4 separate regions of the Mus musculus genome follow, and regions 1, 2 and 3 are each linked to region 4. A link is a loop called in an ENCODE intact Hi-C map of the cell type or tissue named here. Cell type or tissue: left cerebral cortex. All regions are shown on one strand.

Region 1 (2,500 bases), 970 kb before region 4:
GGATTCTATTTCTTCTGGCCTTCATGGATATCAACTCTCAGGTGTACCCCCGGCCACAATATATATACTTAAAAAAAAACTATATTATGTCTCTGAAGATTCTCTGGTCCATTTTTGGTGGCCATAATACAGAAAATATTTATTTAATTTTTTTTTTAATTAAAATTTTAGATACTGGAGTCTTGGCTAGATGAGAGAAGGAAGATGAGCCATTTACTAACTCTTTCCAAGGAAATGTTTGAGAAGAGCTGGCAGGAGGCATGCCTTAGTTTCCAATGAAACCTTGTTGAGACAACACACTGGAGGTCCTGGGTGAGATATATGTTAAGATAGTCTTCTGACTTCAGAACTATTTGAAAACGATGCTGGGAAAAGCTCCACAAACAATACGGGAGAATTACCTAAGATTCTAGGTCATTGAGCAGTTTTTTCCAGGGACAGTACTGTCTCTGGGACCATAAGACCTGGGCCAAGAGAAAAGCCTATGGAATCTTACCAGTTCCATACTGTACACTAAAAGGAGAGTGTCTGCCAAGAGATGCAGTCAAGCCAGCTTTTTGTATGGATCAAAGCTCAGTCCTGCGGATTGGCTTCATTGTCCAGATGTCACAGCAAATGACAATGAGAAATGGCAGGTCAGTTTCTCATGCCAAACATCAGACAAATTTGTATTTTTGCTTAAAGCTAAGTATTGATCTGGTAAATGTCTCAACTAGGAACTACTACGTGCAGATAGCAGTCAAGTTAGAGGTAAAAGAAGTGTGATCCCTAGTGCTGCTTCTGTGAAATATTTCAATCAACTGCCTCTAGCTTCTGCTTCACAAAACTCTGACACATGTCCCTTGACCTTTACCAACTACCCTTTCACGTTTGACACTTAACATTTGCTACGTGATTAAAATTCAGCGTTAATTAATTTCAATGCTATCAGTTAAGTTATATTTAGCTAAGAACACTCACTTTTGTCTTTTGTGAGTAGCACTGCAGCGCTATTACAAAGAGGTAGTCAGGAGGGCAACAGAGATACGAGAAGAGAAGAATGATTCAGTGTGCGGATAATTGTTTCGAGTGAAATTTAGCTTGGTATTTTTGTTCCTGTCCTCAGCAGAACTGAGATTTAGCACCTCCGGCTGGCATTTAGCCCCCACCCCCACAGAGAAGGAGGCTGTGCTGGGTGGATGCTGAGAATGAGCCACACTAGAATTAAATTATAGCACAGTTCTAACACTGGCAAGGGTTTTCTCTGGCCAGCTCGTGTGTACAAACCTGGTAATGCCAAAAGAAAAGCAAGGCATTGCTAGCAAGGCTTTCCATATGGTGTAGCATTGGCCTGAATGATGGGGGTTGAATTCTTGCTAGAGAGTTACTCTCCGAAACAGTGGCTATTCCTCACACAACCTTATTGGATACCAGAATACTTGAGCACAGCAGAATCAGACATCTAATCTTAAAAGGCTACCCATGAAGTCATCTTAATGATGACTTATGTCATAGTGTAACCCAAATGCTCATTAGAAGTAGATAAGTAGATATCAGTCCTATCTCTCCATAGGTTTTTTTTTTTTTTTATGGAAGAATATGTTTTTATTGGCTCTTATTCCACACACCCTCACCTTTTATAAATACATTATGGTAACAATATGGTTCACTAAATCTGAATCTCAAAATGCTATGGAACCATTATTACTGTTGTTCTGGTATGAACTCAAAGTCCTTAAGTGTGTTGCACCACTGAAATGCTTCTATCATGTACAGGATAGAAAGAGAGGACTACCCTCAGGTAAGGAAACACAGTTTACAATTTAGTTGCTAAAGATGCAATCTCCCATTTTGTATTCTTCTAGTTGTTTAAAATAAATGTTTTGTCTTATAGTAACTCAACTTTTACATTGCAGAGTCTGGCCTCAAGCCATCATGGCCTACTCTTAATAATAGGTAAAGCAGATTATATATATTGATTATATATAGCAGATTTTAGATTCTTGAACAATAACAAGAATTTAACCCCCATTTCCAGGCTATGTAGTCAAATACCAAAGCACTCAGGTGTATCAGGCATATGCTCCTGGTGAGATACTGTAGTAGTAACTGACCTATGGCCTTAGGTCATATCCCAAGCTATGCCTACTTTTTTCCCTAAGGGAACACTGAAAGGACGATCTTGGTCTCAGCACAGAAGAACCTACTCAGCATTCTAGCATGAGGTGTTTGGCTCTTTTTGTGTTCCCTCATCAGAACCCTATTCTTGAGAACCTGTAAAGTCTTTTCATCATAGAAAATATCACTGGGTAAACCTCCATGCTCAATTTCCTAACCTGGGTCTTTCCTAGACTCTTTATCATTTGACTATACTCATGTGATTATCTTAATAGTCTTGTATCTTACACCTCCAGCTGTGACTTGCCTCTTGGACACAGACTCACTCTTCACATTGAAATGACTTCCTAATTCCACTGAACAGATGGACAGAAGTGCATGTATATCTCCCATGGCCTCCTCT
Region 2 (2,500 bases), 660 kb before region 4:
TGTATAGTAAGTATTTGATAAAGTATCATTGAAATAAATTCAGTAATCCAAATGAAAATCAGCATGTGAAAATTATGTCCAAAAAATGAGACAAAACACAAAATGTAGACAAAACCCACTTTGTTTTGTCTCCTTCCTTTTCAGGATATAGAGTGTTAGTAGACTTTTCTGATTATCAACACTTTACTACTCAAACAGATAGACAGCTCTAAGAACAAGTTAAAATGGAAACCTGTCAATTGATAAAGTAGTATGTCCAAAAGCAGACAATATATGTCATTTAAATTTTCATTTCAAGGGTAGATTACTCCACTCCTTCTTAGTCAAAGCCTATTTTGGGAAGGCACCCACCATCTGGCAAGAGGTATGTTTAGCTTCTCTCCTTCTCCCCAAGTTTTTATTTCACTAGTGTGCTATAGCCAGCTGGCCCGTTCCCACTTACTGTTCTCAGATGGTCTTTTCCATGTCCAGTTTCTTCTGATGGATTCCCTTTCTTCTGAATACCCTCTCTCTTGAGGTAGATTTAAATAGCTCTAGATTCTATTCTTTTATATAATCCAGGGGAAAGGAACCCCTCCCCCATGCAACAATATGAACTAACCAGTACCCCCGGAGCTCATGTCTCTAGCTGCATATGTAGCAGAAGATGGCCTAGTTGCCCATCATTGGGAGGAGAGGCCCCTTGGTCTTGCAACTTTATATGCCCCAGTACAGGGGAACGCCAGGGCCAAGAAGTGGGAGTGGGTGGGTAGGGGAGCAGGGAAGGGGGAGGGTATAGGGAACTTTCGGGATAGCATTTGAAATGTAAATAAAGAAAATATCTAATAAAAAAGGCAAAAAAAAATAATTACTTCTTAATGCAGTACTCTAGTCTCTGTCCTGCCACAGACCACAGCAAACTTTCTGAGACATGAATAAGCCTCAGATCCAAGCTAAGCCCACATTCCATGAGCAAACTTGAGCTGTCCATATGGCTCCATACTTGAAAACAGAGTAGATAGCAGCAACCCACTCTGTCCTACCACCCAACATATCCTCTAAAACTTGGGAATGACTCACTGACATGTCAGAGACCTGGAATTCTTTTCAAAGACCATAACTCCTTCTTGCATATTGTGATCTGATTATGACTTTTATTTGAAGAAGGTGTGAAGATACTGGTCTTTCGCTAATTTCTTTGTAGATTCTGTGCACATTTTGATAAATGGATCAAATGTTGTTGATTGGAGATGGGATAAAATGTTATTTCCTTCCCACTGGTATGCTTGAGTTTCATGTCCCTAGTTATTTTTCTCGGGTGGTAGTTTATTGACCTTTCTGAAGGACTATTTTATGTTCTAGGAAACAAGACCAAATATAAAAGTAGTGTGAGGCTTATTTTTGATGAAGCTTGTTAGTTGGCAATTTCCTACTTAGGAATATATTGCTATAGTAAGATTGTATTTATGCCATCGACACTTATTCCACTCAGAAACTCATGGTAAGAAAATGACTAGTTTTCACATATAAGTAAGATGAATGGGAAATCACCAAAGTCTGTAGGTATTTTTCCAAACTTCTTGTATCTTCAGGCAAGCAATATCTGACACATGTCAAGGAAGAAAATAGGGTCAGAGTCTATGCCTGTATACATGTCCACTTTCCCTCCTTTAATATAGTATAGAAGTCATTTACTGAGTAAGGCCAAGTAAAAGTTACTGACTGCATGAGTGATATTCAGCAGTGACTGGTAGAGATATCAAAAGCCAAATTCAGAAAGTACAAAAATCCAGGGAACAGCATGACTTTGTTTAATTTAAAGGGTTAGTAACTTAGTGGTATTTGGCTACTTAAAGGAACAAAATTCTTGATCTCCTAATAATTCCAAAGAACCTTCTTAACTGCACTACTCAACAGCAAAAAATAAGAGAGAAATTATTAAAGTAACCAGACAAAGATGAAAAAACTGTGAAGTTTACATTGGCAGGATAAAGGGATTGGTTAGGAAAGGTGAAGGTGAAGAACAAATAAAAAGAGTTGGCAGTACATAAAACCCATGTAACTTTAATATTGGAATAGTTATTAGTTTACATGGGGAATTATATTACCTTGGATATGGAGCAAGGGGCACTTTAAGTTGGGATATGATGAAAGACAGGAAATACAGAGATGAAAATTAAATTCTGAAAAATTAGAAGGAAGTATACATTTGAAAGTACCAGTGCAAAAGTAAGACTTGAAGCCATTCCTCGGGTTATCGATAAGATATAGATTAAGAAACCAAAGGAAGACCCCAGAAACTAAGGGGATGACGAAAAGAAGGGAACTGAGGGAAGAGGGGAACTAAGAAGACAGCAACTGACACCTTTCAGGATTACAAAACACATTATTGATCCTTTATATCTGAATAACAATAATTTTATACTTCTACACAACCAAATTTTCATCAGTACTAGGGTTTTTTGAAAACTATCATCGAGTTTATAAGCACCATTCAGTTAAATTGGTTTCCAGAACAAGA
Region 3 (2,500 bases), 1.0 Mb before region 4:
CATGTCAATTTAATTAAACAGAGAAGGAAGTCTTTACTTGGGGCCTATCTTCTCCTCAACCAGGCCATAGTTTTTATTGGATTTACAATACCAAACAGGAATTTCTTCTTGTGGAGTGAGCCTTATTCCAAGCAGTGATCAGTTGGTTACTTCCTTAACAGTCATGCCACTATTGTACTAATAGATATATTTTACCAGTAGGTTGGTAGTATGAAGAATTTACAACTTGAAAGTATGATTAAACTTTTTCTCTATGTCCAAAATCATTAGAGTTTTACAAGCCTTTTAAACAAAGTATCCAAAGTCATAAAGGTTCCTTGGAGTAGCCTACACATTTCTGTTTTCTGAGAAAGAAAAAGCACTAAGGCAGAAGACTTTATGTTTCAGTTCTTAGTCACTTCAGTAATTAAGGATTGTCTTCAACACAGAGAAACCAAGGTCTGTTGACTGAGCAAGCAGCTCAATTTTGAAAGCACTGGAAACTAGCTTTGACTTTGTTGGATTTAGTACATGGAACTACCACTTGTTGATAATATATGATTGCTAGACACTCATCAGTTTTAGAATATACTATTTGTTAAAGGAACAACACCAACACCAATGAAGAAGCTCATAGGAATGGTATGCTTAAAAAGTAACCTATCTTCACTTAGCTACAAGTGATTTCTTTAAAGGACTGATGTATCTCCCCACTTTTCTAGCAAAATAAAGTATATTGCAGCTCATCATAGCAACCTCAGTGCCCAGCTCACACTGTGTATGACACATATGCTGACTTAATTTTTTAATTTGTTGTTGGGTGCTTCTCAAACCTCGCAGAGTATCAGGTAGCATGGGATGAGCACTACTCATCATCCCTGTAGAGAAAAGCAGAGTTTACTGTAGTATAAAACCTAGCTCGAAAGTAAACTCCTACTTGTCAGAAATGCTGCACATATAACATGAGAGAACATTGGTTTCTTTTCTTAAATTTATTAGAGCTACCAACTTTAGATTAGTCTTAGAGAAAACATTTCAACATTCAGCCTTTGAAGGAATCTCAGTAAAGCAGGGATTCTCTTCCCTGGGGTGGCAGCTCTCTAACCCAGAATGAGTGTCCTTGGCACACATATGCAGGGTTTACATTTCCCTAGAGCTGATTTAGAAAGCTGAATTCAGAAAATGCTGACAGAGTTGTCTTCACAAATCCTTTGTGTTAATGTTGGGTTCCAGCAGGTGGTGCTGTTGGGAGACAGTGGATGCTGTAGAAGAAAGTCTGTGGAAGGAAGCTGGGTTGTTTGGTAGTGTGCCCTAGAAGGGAACATTGGGAACTTGGCTCCTCCTCTTCCTTTCTGTTTCACCTCGCCACCACCGTGATGTTGGCAGATTTATTGCAACCACTTCCTCTGTGATGGTCTTCCTTGTCATAGGCTGAAAAGCAAACGGCTGGTAGATTATGGGTTGAATCCATTGCAATTTGTGAGCCAAAGTAAATTCGTATAAAATGTAATTCAGATATCAACTGCAATTAAATGACAAAACTCTATGAGTTTGTTTTATAATTAGAATGTCTATTTTCCCTCAGCAAGGGCCAATTTTAAGTGCAAAAGTCTACAATTGGAGGCTAGTTGGGGAAGTAGGGCATTGTTAGTTCTTTCCCACTTCCTTACCTGTTCACCACAACTTATCACCCTAGTTACTCACTAGGAGAGGAACATGAGCAGGCAGAGTAGACGGGAAGGGCAAGGAGAGCCCTACTTGGTGACACTAAGGGACTGGCTGAGGACTCTAGCTGCCTGTGGTGTTGCTGGCATTCGTCTCACTGTGCTTCCACAGATCGCTTGCAGTCTTGGTTCAGGCAACAGCTGTCCTTTACCTGGAACATTAGCATTTACTCAGACCTAAATGCTCTAAGTGTGCTAGCATACTATGCCATACAATGCCATATTTACCTCACTGTACCATATCTACCATACCGTACCTACTCCCTTTCATATCTACCCTACCCAACTGTACTATACCACACCTACCATACCATACTTATCTACTTATCATGACATACCATACTATGCCATGCCATATCAGACCAGACCAGACCAGACTTACCATCTTAGCCACTCTCCTTAAGTCTCAGTTATAAAGCTGGATGACAGAAACATTTTTCCCCACCTCCATGGCCAAGGGTACTATTCTGTATAAATGCCACCACATTCTGACTTCATACCCATGAAGTAGCTGTTAAGGATCTCAAATTTGATTTCCACCTCTGCCCTGGAAAAATTACAAAAGTTGTCTGAAAACACAGCCACTTCATGTTTAACTTCTGGCCCTTAAACTGAATTGAGACAAAAGTAATCCTACTTCAATGTCTTATAGCTCATGAAAGTCCTGCTCGTCACAAAGCATCTACCAATGTCCAATTTGAATATTCCTCTGGGAAGTGCCAGCTGTATATAAAATTGCTTCAGTTATTTTATTTGCTGGTTTCACCATCACTAACTATATCATTGTGCTTTTCTTC
Region 4 (2,500 bases):
AAAGAAGTGAACTCTCCTTAAAATAGAAGTAAAGTTAGGTTTGGGTTTTCTTTTGCCTGGGTCACACTGGCAGGGAGATAACATAGAGAGAGACGAATGCCCCGATAAGCACAGTGAAGAAGGGCTGTTGTTCTCGGGGCGAAGTACAGCTAAGGCACTGACCAGGTTCTTATGACAAGTTGGATAAAACGTGCAAAACTGGGGACTAATGAAAGCCATATGACCAGATATGTTGTTTCGTGTGCCGGATTTAAGATGCATAAAATAAACTTTTCACTGTGCCCATAAGCAAACTGTAGAGGCTCTGGTCTCCTGATGTGAAGTGGGGAAGGTTTCTTTATGACACCAGGAGCTGTCTGTGAAAGGGTCTCTCTTGAGGGCTTTCAAAGTGTGGATGCTAGCTATATGTGGGGGAAGGGGAGGGGCAAGGGGAAGGAGTATTCTAAGATCCGCATAAGAGAACTGAAGTAGGAAATAAAGTTGCAGGGGAAAATGACAGGAATATGGGTGGCAAAGACAGAAAGATAATCAGTGATAGTCATTTCCATTCCAACCCCAACCCCGGGGTGAACATAAACCTTTGGAAGAGAGGCACTTCCATGCTGTTTGATAAGAATCCCTGAGCATCTAAACTCATTTCTTGCCTCACACATAACTTCAGGGAAAGTCCCACTTGCACCCGAATGTAGATTGTAGACTGGCTTGGCACAGAAAAGTGCCCGAATCAGACCCCAGCTCCGGGGCGCCCTCCTAATTTAAACTCAAGCCTCAGTGTTTCCATCTATAAAGTGGGATGTATAATTTCAGGATCAAAACTCAGTGGTCACAAAAGAATGTTATTTCGGAGCATCCCTGTAGTTTCTTAAGCATGTGTGTCATAAGAATGTTCAAGACCCTGACTGCAGGGGCCGCCTCACACAGGGTCACTCTGAGACCCTGTTGGCCTTTGACACCCTGAAAGTGCCAACCTGCTAAGCCAGTCTAGCAGCTATGACGTAGCTGAATCTCCCCCAACCTCAGAGCTGGAACCACTTTGGGAAAGCCTCCTCTCCTCCATGGAAATCCAGGTGGGGGTGGTGGAGGAAGCAGGTAGGTTAAAATGCTTCTGTGGAATATTCTGGGCTGAGGATCAGCGTTTCCCAGCTGAATTCCAGGGCCCAGGGCGTGCGCTGGTCAGCGCAGCTCTGAGCGGGGTTGGTTTCTCTTTCACTTCCTGCCCCTCCCGCGGAGACTCCCTGCACCCAGGCCCTGTCCCTTTTCAGCTTGCCACCGTACCTTGAGCAGCACCTGCTGGCAGTTTCCAGGGATCACTCCCGAATGCGCAGCTCCAGCCCGGCTCGCGGGACGCCTGGACTCAGGGGCCAAGCTGGTCCAAGCGGCCGCCTCTATTTTTACCCTGAACACCAGCAAGGGCAACTTCGTTTAAAAGCGCAGCTCTTGATTTTTCCCCCCCTTTTGGCAGCTAAAGAATTCAGGGAGGGGAAAGAAAAAAAAAAAATCACTGTTCAGTGAGTGCAGCCGGGAATCTCTGATCCCAGCCCTCGGTGCCAGGGAATGTCAGGGACCAGGACCTGCAGTGGGGCTGCCGGTCTCCTGGCCAACGGAGGCGAGCGGCAGCTCAGGCCCCGCACCCGCAGACTGCCCCTTCCCGAGTGTAGAGTTCGGTCCCACCGACTACCGCACTGGCAGAGTGGCCCGCTGCCACCGCGCTCTGCACCTAGCGGAGGCGTTCTGATTTACTGGCTACTTCACAAAGCTCCAACTCCACGCTGGCCCGGTGCTGCCTGGAGGAGCAGCCACTAGCGAACCCCGGGAGCAGCTTGCTGTGAGGAGGAGCCCGGAGGGAAACTGGTACCTTATTTTACTGTAATTGCAAAAGAAGAGATGTGCCAGAGATTTATATTTAGAAGTTGTATGTTTCTACTTTTATGTAAATGGAGCAATTAGGGCCTGTCTTGTTTCTGCTAACTCGGATGCGTGAGCATTGCTGGGGAGCTGGTGTTTTCAATCACAATTAGTGAGCTGGTCAAGAAACAAAGTTCCTTTGAGGATAGAGCTCCTTTGTGTGGATGAGGGAAACCTGCGTTTCAGTGCTGGCCGGTGGCTTGTGGTGACACACATCTTAGGGGCATAGCTAACTCTGGACTAGTGTGTTTGCCCTGTGCAGCAGCTGGGCCCATATAAAGTTGGCAGAGATCAAGTCGTGAGAATATTCACTTTTCCTCTCAAGCAAACCGTATGTCCTTAAGCTTTCATGCAGGCTATTAATCGCTCTTCCCTCACTATCCCTGAAGCAAGGAGACAGGCTTGGAAAGGAAGCCGTTTTCCACGACTCTGACTCTGTGGTTAGCTGCTGCTCACAGATCCTGTGATTCAGTGAAACATGCAAGCCAGAGAATGTGGACACCTTAAGCAGGTGACTGACAAGTGTCCTCTGATTCAACTGAATGACAGGAGGCTGGTGGTTCAGAGGCACAGACAAGCTGCTGATAACTCAGGG

What was found. Peaks named below come from ENCODE experiments on the same cell type or tissue, not always from the same donor. Only the 100,000 strongest peaks of a DNase experiment are listed, where the experiment ranks them.
Region 1: it touches region 4 in a loop (7-fold over the local background); 7 of 42 quality-filtered maps call a loop at or near these places.
Region 2: it touches region 4 in a loop (4-fold over the local background); 4 of 42 quality-filtered maps call a loop at or near these places.
Region 3: it touches region 4 in a loop (2.9-fold over the local background); 15 of 42 quality-filtered maps call a loop at or near these places.

The regions. Positions count from the first base shown.
Region 1 is chr13:16,976,603-16,979,102 of GRCm38, reverse strand. All of the region lies in intron 12 of Sugct (succinyl-CoA glutarate-CoA transferase), which reads left to right. Among named protein-coding and RNA genes, the nearest start is that of Gm25020, 230 kb to the left of the region's middle. In left cerebral cortex, no CTCF peak of the experiment used is centred here; DNase peaks (open chromatin) are centred at 592 and 1,158.
Region 2 is chr13:16,667,364-16,669,863 of GRCm38, reverse strand. No RefSeq gene overlaps it. Among named protein-coding and RNA genes, the nearest start is that of Gm31711, 410 kb to the right of the region's middle. In left cerebral cortex, no CTCF peak of the experiment used is centred here; DNase peaks (open chromatin) are centred at 387 and 986.
Region 3 is chr13:17,027,552-17,030,051 of GRCm38, reverse strand. The region is part of intron 12 of Sugct (succinyl-CoA glutarate-CoA transferase); the gene reads left to right. Among named protein-coding and RNA genes, the nearest start is that of Gm25020, 180 kb to the left of the region's middle. In left cerebral cortex, a CTCF peak has its summit at 1,208 (motif pointing right); a DNase peak (open chromatin) is centred at 1,217.
Region 4 is chr13:16,011,162-16,013,661 of GRCm38, reverse strand. It overlaps Inhba (inhibin beta-A), which reads right to left and starts at 1,811. Exons shown (of 5, transcript NM_008380.2): 1 at 1,572-1,811; 2 at 1,276-1,462. It also overlaps the pseudogene B230303A05Rik. In left cerebral cortex, a CTCF peak has its summit at 1,274; DNase peaks (open chromatin) are centred at 737, 1,269, 1,750 and 2,306; H3K4me3 peaks cover 1,745 bases; H3K27ac peaks cover 1,826 bases.